Linked DNA regions of Homo sapiens: region 1 is linked to region 2. The links are chromatin loops, found by intact Hi-C in ENCODE. Cell type or tissue: heart left ventricle. All regions are shown on one strand.

Region 1 (5,000 bases), 170 kb after region 2:
GTGAGTGGGGTGCATGTGGGTCCATGTAGCGTGTGTTGTTCTCAGCCAGGCCCAGCACCGCCAGGTCCCTTGAGCTGTCCGCAGGCTGAGACCCTGCACTGTGAGGCTATTGCGGAAGAGGCAAAGGGCATCTTGTGGGAGGTACTCCTCAAGAGTGGGCTCTCTGCCTCCTTCTAACCATTCCCCCATGAAAGTCCAGGATCGTAAGGGGGACCACACTAAGCCCCTCTGAAGCCCTGTGCTTCCCTGGGGTCTTGCACATAGGAGGGCCTATGACTCTGGGCTGGGCTAAGGTGTACAGTGCTGGTGCCTTCCTCCCCAACAGCACCCTGAGTGCAGCTACCGATGAGGCCCTGTCTGCGCTGGGGGCCGGCCTCGCCAGCAGGGGCAGCACACGCAGTAGGGGTTGAAGGAACTAGAAAGAAGCCCCGAAGGGCTCCCAAGGACAGGCAGTGCTGGTGCTTCTCCTTTCGGGAGGGGCCATTGCCTGCATGCCCCCGGACACCATCAGGGAGGGCAGTGTGAACTCCCCCGTGTCCCTCACATGGACAGGCTGTTATTGGAGGAGGGCGAAATGGAAAATTCTGCACGTGACTTTGCCTCCCTGAGTAACCTCCCAGCACTCAGCGCTTCCCGCAGCCCAGCCTCCTAATTGCTCGGAGCCTGTGAAAGCCTTTTAGAGCACCTGGGACTCTTCTTTGCTATTTTTTCCCTTCCATTTAAAAGAGAATTAAGTAGGTGTGGACACGCTGCCTGCGGACCCTGGGGTGGGAGTGGGATGGAAGCCTACGGGGGCGGGTGCCTCCACCCCGGCCAGCCCGGCCAGCACGGCCAGCCTCTGGAGGGACCCAAGGAGGCCCCTCTGCTGCCCGTGCATCCTGAAGACCCTGCACAGAGCTGGGAGTGTGGAGGAAGGGACTTTATGGGAACCAACCAAAGAGGACAGCTCCTTTTGGGGACCCAGATGTCCCACCGGCCAGCTCCCCCCATGATGGGTGGGCTCTAGAGAGACCTGGCCCCAAAGCCTAGATGCAGGGCCCACCTGGGAGCCCTGCCTTGCCTGACTCCAGGACTCAGGACCCAAGCACAGCCCTGGACCCTCCTCTGCAAGCCGGGGGGGTAGGAAGGGGCTGCCGCTGAGCCCGCAAGGAAACAGACACTTGGCCTCACTCGGGCTCAGGACTGACGAGCAAGAGGGGGCCAAGTGCTGCCCTGGAAACACCAAGGTCAGCTGGGTGCCGTGGCTCATGCCTGTAATGCCAGCACTTTGGGAGGCCCAGGTGGGAGGATCACTTGAGTCCAGGAATTTGAGACCAGCCTGGGCAACATGGCAGAATTCCAGCTCTACAATTTAAAAATTAGCTAGGCATGGTAGCATGCCCCTATAGTCCCAGCTGCTCTGGAGGCTGAGGTGAGAGGATCCCTTGAGCCCAGGAAGTTGAGGCTGCAGTGAGCTGTGGTCGTGCCAGTGCACTCCAGCCTGGGTGACGGGGCAAGACCCTGTCTCAAAACCAACAAACACCAAGGCCAACGATGTAGTAGTCCATGGTAGCAGGATGTCAGGATGTCAGGACCATCAACGCCAACCAGAGGGTCTGCAAGGAGGAGGTGGGGAGGTCCAGGCCAGAGACATGCTGCCATGATTGACCCAGCCTCAGACATACACGTGAGCAGCAGAGACCCGTCCAAACAGCAGGCCTGCTGGACAGCTCTGCCACCAATGTCACATGACCCTGGGCAAGTCGCAAGCCCACCCTGAGCCTCAATTTCTTACCCACAGAGATGGGCTGCAATTAGGTGACCTCAACCACCTGAGATTCCACAGTGCCCTCTTCCATGCTGTATTCATACAGAGGCAGAGGCTGGAGAAAGGACTTTCCCTTCCGGGAGGGGCGGTGGGCACAGTCCTCACGTTGGCCTTCACCGCCTTACCTGACTCCCAGGTGTGGCTGTGCTGCCTGCGAGGCTCAGGGGTCGCAAGTGAGGAGCCACCAGTGAATCAGAGGGGACGTTCAGACCGGCTTTGCCAACCCCCAGTGCTGTCCACACGGCTGGAGCGTTGCTGCTGCCGTTACTTAGGGGCTACCCTGAAGGAACCATCCTCCAAAGGACTGGCCTCCTGCCCCTCCCAGAACAGTCGAAGGCCCTACAGCTTTGCGTGGGGGCCGGAGGGACCTGGAGACCATTCCGGCCTCTCCGTGTCCTTCCTATAGAGGAAGGGGAGCGACTTCCTGAAGGTCAGGAGTGAGGCTGAGTCTCCAGTTGATTTCCTCCATCCCAGAGGTTCTGCCAAGGGCTTCCCCAGTGCGTCCTGAGAAGCAGGGTCAGCCCTGGGAGAAGCTCGGCCAGGGTGTGTCCAGAGGAAGAGCAGGCGCCACGATGTCAAGGTCGAGGGCTGGGGGTGGAGGCAGGATGGAACCCCAGCTCTGACCAACACCAGATGGGTGACCTTGGAGGGAAACACTGTATTCTTGCCCATAAAATGGGAGGAGACCAAATTCTGCCTCTAAGGGGTAAATGGGGCAGCTGTATATAGCTGAGTACGCAGCAGGAGTGCAGTCAGCACTGCTGTGGCAGCCGCAAGGACTGCGCCCTCAGCCCGGGGGGCTGCGGCAGGCTCCAGCATGGCCTCCTTAGCCCTCAGAGCCCAGAGCGGGCTCCAGCACATCCTCCTTAGGCCCCAGAGCCCAGGGCGGGCTCCAGCACGTCCTCCTTAGCCCCCAGAGCCCAGGGCGGGCTCCAGCATGTCCTCCTTAGCCCCCAGAGCCCAGGGCAGGTGCCAGGGGGCTCCAGCACATCCTCTTAGCCAACTCTTCTTCAAACAGGTGGCAAAGGGAAGGTGCACCAGGGCGGGGTCACAGGGCTGAGCACTCCTCTGCTGCTGTGGGCAGGCAGGTGGCTGGCCCATGGCTGAGCCCCCTTCAGTTGCCAGCATTCTAGGCCAGGGCAGCTGCTGCCCACACATTCTAGCTCCTCCCAGACAATGCTGAGCCATGGTGCCCGGGGCACAGGAGCAGCCTGCAGGGAGGCAAGAGGTGGCCTGGGTATTTTCCCAGCATTTGTGTGTCACAAGACTAAAATGGCTAGGATCTTTCAGTCCCACCCCATCACCTCCTCCCTGCCACTCTTAGAAAAGGCGACAGTGGGAGGAAATGGCTGGACCTGCTTTCATATCAGCAAGTTCCCCAGCCCTGTCGCCACCTTTCCCTCTGCTGGTGGGAGACATCACCTCTTCTCCAACCAAATCACCCAGGCGGGCTGGCGCATGAGCTACAAAGAGAATTGGCTATGTATTTGGGGAATAAAGCTAGAAAGCACTTGATTTGATAAATGTCACCCACTGGAGGCATTTTCAGAAATGTATGCAGCTGCAGCAGCCCAACCAACAACAATGGCAAGGAAAGCTGGCATCGTGCTGCCCTGTAAGTAATGGCTTTGTACTTTTCCAGGATGCTCCCAGAATGGAGCCCCTGGGAAGCCATTCCAGAGCAGGGCATGACTCACCCGCACCCACGGCAGCCGGGTACCTGAGCGCAGCCAGGAAGCCATGAACTTCACAGGACCCTTCTGATGCTTCTAAGCATCACTGGGTTTGGGAACCACCTTCCACAAGAGACAGGTCCTGGGCTCCATTACACCCTCAACAGGCTTGGATGTGAATTGAGGGGATCCCTCCTACTCTGTCCAACACCCCCCGATCTAGAACATTTCTCTGAATGTCCATTGGTGCCATGGGAACCACAAGTTAGCTGGACAGAGCTGGAAAGGAGGAGGAGGTGGCACCTGGTGATGTCTGGCTGACTTCGCTGGGGTCCTGGGGCTCTGCATGGTGAGGACTGGTGGGGGTCAGTGGAAGACGGGCCCCTCAATGGGAAGAACAGGGGTGGGGATGAAGATGGGTCCTCCACGGTGAGGATGGGGGTGGATACAGATGGGTGCCTTTTCCTGAGGTCCTGCCTGTGCCCTCTGGGCAGCTGGGGAGGCACAGGTGGCTGGGGCTGCAGGGAGCCCTGAGGAGGATGGAGAAGAGGGAAGAGGGTGGGAAGGGTGTCACCCCCTGGCGCTGGCAAAGGCCAAGCTGAGAAAAATCTGCCTGAGGCAGAAGGCAGGGGACAGTGCCCACTGGGAACAGGCACCTCTCCCCGCTTCCCAACCCCAATTCATTGGGAAATACGGTGATCCCCGGTTTGGGTGGAGCCCCATTGAATCAGCTGGGAGGTGGTGGAAACCGCAGTGGACTTTGTTTTAGGCCCTGGAATCAAGCATTCGAGTAAGGCACCTTGAGAGGGAGAGGGCTCTCTTCACTGTCCGGGGCAGCAGGTGCCCACCGGAGCTGTCCAGGACACAGGACACATGCCGGAGACCTAGCCTAGCCCTGGCTCCGCACTCAGCAGCGCGCACCCCGGCACACACCCACGCCCTCTGGACCTCAGTCTTCTGTTGGTGAAATGGGTACAGCATGCGTAGCCCACAGGAAGTGCAAGGCAAGGAAAGAACAGTGGTGGATCTGCCTGCAAGCCACAGGGCAGGCGTCAGAAGCCACAAGGCACTGCCATGGGCCTCATGACAGACGGCACCACCTACCCCTTCACGGACGGTCCGGGATGAAAGAGGAGGACGTTTCTGGGGGCGGTGAGCTAGTGAGGAGCCCCTCGGAAACCTCCGGCAGGCAGCCGAGTAGGGATGCCCGGTCACGCCTCACGTTTACCCAGGAAGCCCTTCCCAGCTGCTATCCCGGGACAGTCCCAAAGGTTCTTCTGCATGGAATTGGCATGGCACCTCCCAGGTGCACATGAGGAAACTCAGTCCCCAAGACATTGAAAGGCTTGCCTGCCACCCCACAGCTTATTAGTGGCGGGGCTGGGACCAGAATCCAGACCTCTGCAGCCCAGTCCAAGGCTTAAGCCCTCAGCCCACATCCCCAGATGCTTGGAATTACTGAGCAATTCCTCAAACCGGCGCTGGGCCAAAGGCCTTCTTTATGGTCCCATTGGACCCCC
Region 2 (5,000 bases):
AGCCTCCGAGCAGGGGACTGGAGGATCTTTCTCCAGGGAAGTGGAAACATCAGCCTGTCCTTGGGGCCTGGTGCCAGCGGGGTGCTCAGTGTATTCCAGGCTGTCGGGCCCTCTGAGTGCCGAATCCCAGGCTGAGCACTGGGATGCCGGTCCCCAGTCACCAGCTCCCTGGGGGGCTTGAGTTATGGTGTAGGCATGCCCAGGAAGGGGCATAAAAAGTGAATAAAGTGGGGTCCAGGGGAGTCGCTCATTCCCGGGGCACTCGGCGGCTTGCCTAGGACAACGGCATTTGGAATCACAACTGAATGACAAGGAGGATTTCAAAGGCTGCAGGAGGCCCAGTCCCTGTAGGCCACATCCAGGGGAGGACACAGTGAAGATTCTAGGAGCTGGGAAAGTGGGGTCACTCCTGGCTAGGCCGAGAGGAGGCAATGTCAGCTCCACCTTAGGGACAAGGGACCGAGGCTTCGGTGGGGTGGTGGGCTGTGGACCCAGGAGGTCTGAGTGGAGAGCCCACCTCCTTCCCATTGTCCTGTAACCTCCTCTGGGCCCTTTCCATGCCAAGACCATAAGCAGCCGTGGAGGCCACCCAGGGTGCTCCTGGCTGGTGTCCAGCACTCTGCTTGTGCTCGCCAGGACAGCTTTGCAAGATGGCCTCCCCACTGGAACTTTTATGAAACTGGTAAATGGAGCCCATGAATGCCAAATGAAGGTGACGGCCACACACACACTCCCAGTCACTCACTGGGACAGCCAGCATTTGCTTATTAACAAGGGCCCAGATGAAATATGTAATCTGAAGGACCTCATTTTAGCTCTCTCCTGGAGGCTGTCGGGCCCGACGCAGGCTGCCTCACAAGAAACGGGGGGCGGGGGGAATGCTGCATGCTGCTGTGACCCCTCTGTCATTCATTAAGCAAAGGAGCCAACCTTATTGGTGCTTGGCTGTCTAGTAAGACGACCGAGCAAAAGCAAGCCTTTCTGCAGAGACAGAAAGCCACCACTCACGTTTCCCAGCAGAACAGCCACCTTGCTCCAGTAATTAGGCAAACCCAGCCTTCATTTCTCAGGAAGTCTTTCATCTCCAAGGAGGATGGTGGGGTAAGAAATGGGAGGCCCAGGGGAGGGCAGTCTATTTGAGAGCAGAACCATCTCCTGCTCGGCTTAAAAAGATTCATATTCAAGCAAGGCTCGGATCAAACTAGTAACAGCTGTCTGAGGGCATCAGAGATGACGTTGTAATTCACGGTGATGGAAACATGGGAGAGGGAGTTAATGAGTCACTTACAGCCACCTCTGTGGTTCTCAGTTACCCTGCTATTGTTCTTAATCTGCTGAATTGTAAAAAAAAAAAAAAAAAAAAAAAAAGAAGAAGAAGAAAAAGAGGAACAAGGAAAGAAATGTAAACATGCAGCTGGGGAGCCCTGTGAGAAATAGTTAACCCAGAGTCGGTATTGCCTGTAAATTAAAGCCTGTTTAGTGGCACAGTTCTAGCAGCTGCTCAGTGAGGCTCCTGGGAACCGAGGGCTTGATTGTCCTGTTAATCCCACCTCAGTGCCGGCTGACGGCATTGGTTGGCATCTCATCCCATTGCTCCAAAATGCTTTCATCAGTCAGATCCCCGAAGCTTGCCAGGCCAACCAGACTCTGAGATGCTTTGAGGGAAGGCGACCAGAGAGGTGGGAAACACCAAATGCTTATGAGAGACCCAGGCTGGCCGGGGCGCCGTGGCTCACACCTGTCATCCCAGCACTTCAGGAGGCCAAGGCAGTGGATTGTCTGAGCTCAGGAGTTCAAGACCAGCCTGAGCAACATGGTGAAACCGTCCCTACTAAAAATATAAAAAATTAGCTGGGTGCGGTGGCACGCACCTGGTAGTCCCAGCTACTCGGGAGGTTGAGACGGGAGAATTGCTTGAACCCGGAGGGTGGAGGTTGCAGTGAGCTGAGGTGGTGCCACTGCACTCCAGCCTGGGCAACAGAGCGAGACTCTGTCTCAAAAAAAAAAAAAAAAAAAAAAAAAAAAAAGACTGAGGCTCAGGAAGAGGCTGGAGAGGCGTTTGTTGTGAATTTGAACTTCAAGGAATCAGAGGGCTCAGGCCATTTGAGATGAGAGCTTGTTCTTCCTGGGGTGGAACAGGAAGGTGGAAGGCAGAAGGGGCCGGTGGAAGACAAACAGGTTTGTGCTCTTTCTTATCCAGCACCCAACCCAGTTCTTTCTCCCGGTGACCGCTGGACCCACACGGCCCCTGCAGCTAAGCCCCTCTCCTAGGGCTGATTGCATTTTTCAAAACAACTCGGGCCTGTGTCCTTCTTTCCTCCAAATAAGCAAGTGACAGTCAAGCTGCCTGCAGCCTTAGCTTCCCGGTAGTTCTCCAAGGAGGGGCCCGTTTTGCCCCTGGGTGATTGCGGGGAGGCTGTGCCGGCTGCCAGGACCCAGGTGCAGGGAGGAGCCGATGCATCTGGGACCATCCAGGCTGAAGTGTGGCTGGGCCGACGCTAGAGGGAGCTGTTGAACAGGCTCCCAGGGCCTGAGCTGAGACCCCGCCCCTCTCAGGTGCCTCCGTGTCTCCACCTATAAGCTAGGGCTGCTTTGTCCACTATGGTCACAACCAGCCACACGTGGCTACTGAGCACATAAACCGTCGCCAGTCTGAACTCATATATGTGCCCTTAGTGTAAAATACACGCCGGATTTTGACGACTTCATATGAAAAAAAACAACATAAAATATCTCATTAATACTTTCTCTTTCTTGATTACATGTGAAATGGTAAATGATACCATTTGGGATCTAACGGTTTAAATCAAACAAGTTTTAAATTTCATCTTTTTTACTTTTCAATGCGGCTATAGAAAAAGTTACAATCACATAGGTATGTGTCTCCCACTTTATTTCCCGTGGGCAGTGCTGGGTAGAAGTAGCATTCAGTGGGTGATACCAGGGACCCTGGATCTGGGGCTACCAAACAGGGACTCTTCAAGCTCATTAGCACCCTGTGGTATCCTTTATTTATTCACTCCTTAGTGCCCTTGAGTGAAAGATCATGGCGTTTGTATTTCATAATTACCTGTGAGTCCCACACGGTTCTCTTTTCAGCAGGGAGGGCTAGCCTGAGAACGCTGCCAGAGGCCAGCTGCAGTGAGGACCCCAGGTCTGACCCCAGCTAAGGAATGAGGCTGGTGGGGAGGGGCTGCAGAAGGAAAAGGTTCCTCCTTCTCTTTGGAGCTGGAACAGCCAACCCTGCTGAGTCAGATCCGGGGAAAGAGGAGGTTAGTAACACCTCTAGAGTGACAGTTCCAGGGCGTGCCTGCACCTAAACCCAACCCACTGACCTAGAGCTCATTTCTGGAGGCCTTCCTGAAAGCTGTTGCATCACGGCATTTTACCCACTGGAGGGGCTCCAGGCCAATGACCTGTTGTTGAGAAATCCAACCGAAACCTTCTTGACTTCTTACCCATCCCCAGCCTCTTAAACTCCCCACAACTCCCCAAAACCTTACAAGAAAAACATAACATATGAGAAGAGAGAGAGAGAGAGACCCAGCAGGGCACAGAAATCCCCTTCCTCTACCAATCTCTCCTTCTTTTCCACCCTCTCAAGGCTGAAATGCCCTAAATGAAGCTGGTGAGAAGGAAGAGGTGGAGAAAGGAAAAGGGAAATCCCCAAGAGCTGTACTTTCTCTTGCAGAAGCTGCTACTGCGACAGGAAGAGGAATGTGTGGGTGGCTGTCCCTGCACACCTTGTGCCTCTGCAGATATGAGTTCACCCGTGTGGCACGCTCGCCTCAGCCACCCTGCCAACCCCTACTCATCCACCAAAGCCCAATGCAAAGGTCACTCCTCAGGCTTGCCTTTCCCAGCCCCTACAACTGCTCTTCCCTTTGAATTCTAACAGCGTTTTTCTAGTATGAACTCAGCTTTGAACGCGTCACTTCTTTGTCTTTTTCCTTCATTAGACTGGGAGCTCCTGGGGGAAGGAGAATCCTTCATTTGTCCCAGTCAGAGAAGCTGCTCAGCGTGTTCCAGCCTCAGGGCCTTCGCACCTGCAGTTCCCTCCACCTGTCTGCTCTTCCTTCCCCTCAGTGTCTGCAAGGCTCACTCCCTCCAAGTTCATGTTCTTGCTCAACAGTCGTGGGGAAACCTCCTCCAAGGACCCACCTCAAAGAGCATCCACCCTCACCCTCTGGTCCCTCACCCTGACCCCTTTCTCAGCATTTCCTGCCACCTGGCACTATATTTACAAAATCTCTTGACTGTCTGCCTCCTTTTGTTCACCACTGTACCCCCACAGGGCCCAAAACAGGGCCTGGCACACAATTCAGTCAATAAATATGTTTGAATGAATGGTTGTGTATTCCAAGCGCCTAGCACAGTGCCTGAGCAAATGAACAAAGCAATGAGTGAGTGGTTCTTTTTCTAGGATCCCTCTTATTCTAACATTCTGTGACTCTTCCAGTTTTAGGAATTGCTGGAGGAAGGTCAGGGGTTAGGATGGTCAAGTGCTCTCCTGCTCAGATTTGAAGCTGCTCCAAGAAGGCACATTCAGACTCGGTATTCTGGAAATCTCTGTTTTCTGGCATGGAAACAGCTGCAGCAGAGTAGAGTTTTGGGGCCATGCCAGACTTGGGGGTGTCCATTTATCAAACTGGTGCCAATCTCCTTCCCAGGTGAACACATCCCAGCTATATGGTCCTCAGCCAGTGGGGTGGGGGACAGGATGGGGGACTTCCTGCTACTCTCCAGTGAGATCATTCCCTGGACCAGTGCGGCGTCATCATAGAGCGAACATCACTCCAGCTTGAGTCTTTGGAGAGGAGCTCTTTGAGCTGCCTCCCAAGCAGAGAAAGGGAGGTGAGTGAAACGGACATACATGAGCCTCTGGGGAGAGAACAGGGAGACAGGAAAAGGGAAACGCCCAAGAGAATGCTCCCCTTCCGTCCGGAACCCTAACCCAGCAGGAAAAGGAAGCTCAAAGGCAGGACCAAAATGAGACCATA

The links. Peaks named below come from ENCODE experiments on the same cell type or tissue, not always from the same donor. Only the 100,000 strongest peaks of a DNase experiment are listed, where the experiment ranks them.
Region 1: a loop joins it to region 2, with 2.4 times the contacts of the local background. A loop is called at or near these places in 6 of 110 quality-filtered maps.

The regions. Positions count from the first base shown.
Region 1 is chr2:10,235,257-10,240,256 of GRCh38, reverse strand. No RefSeq gene overlaps it. Among named protein-coding and RNA genes, the nearest start is that of MIR4261, 45 kb to the right of the region's middle. In heart left ventricle, no CTCF peak of the experiment used is centred here; a DNase peak (open chromatin) is centred at 2,356; H3K27ac peaks cover 1,693 bases.
Region 2 is chr2:10,406,805-10,411,804 of GRCh38, reverse strand. All of the region lies in intron 2 of HPCAL1 (hippocalcin like 1), which reads right to left. LOC124905972 (a long non-coding RNA gene) reads left to right here. Exons shown (of 3, transcript XR_007086211.1): 2 at 3,692-3,836; 3 at 3,960-4,347. Among named protein-coding and RNA genes, the nearest start is that of SNORA80B, 38 kb to the left of the region's middle. RefSeq lists a silencer at 2,487-2,616 and enhancers at 2,476-3,088, 3,089-3,700, 2,948-4,147. In heart left ventricle, CTCF peaks have their summits at 2,294 and 2,493 (motif pointing right); a DNase peak (open chromatin) is centred at 2,504; H3K27ac peaks cover 720 bases.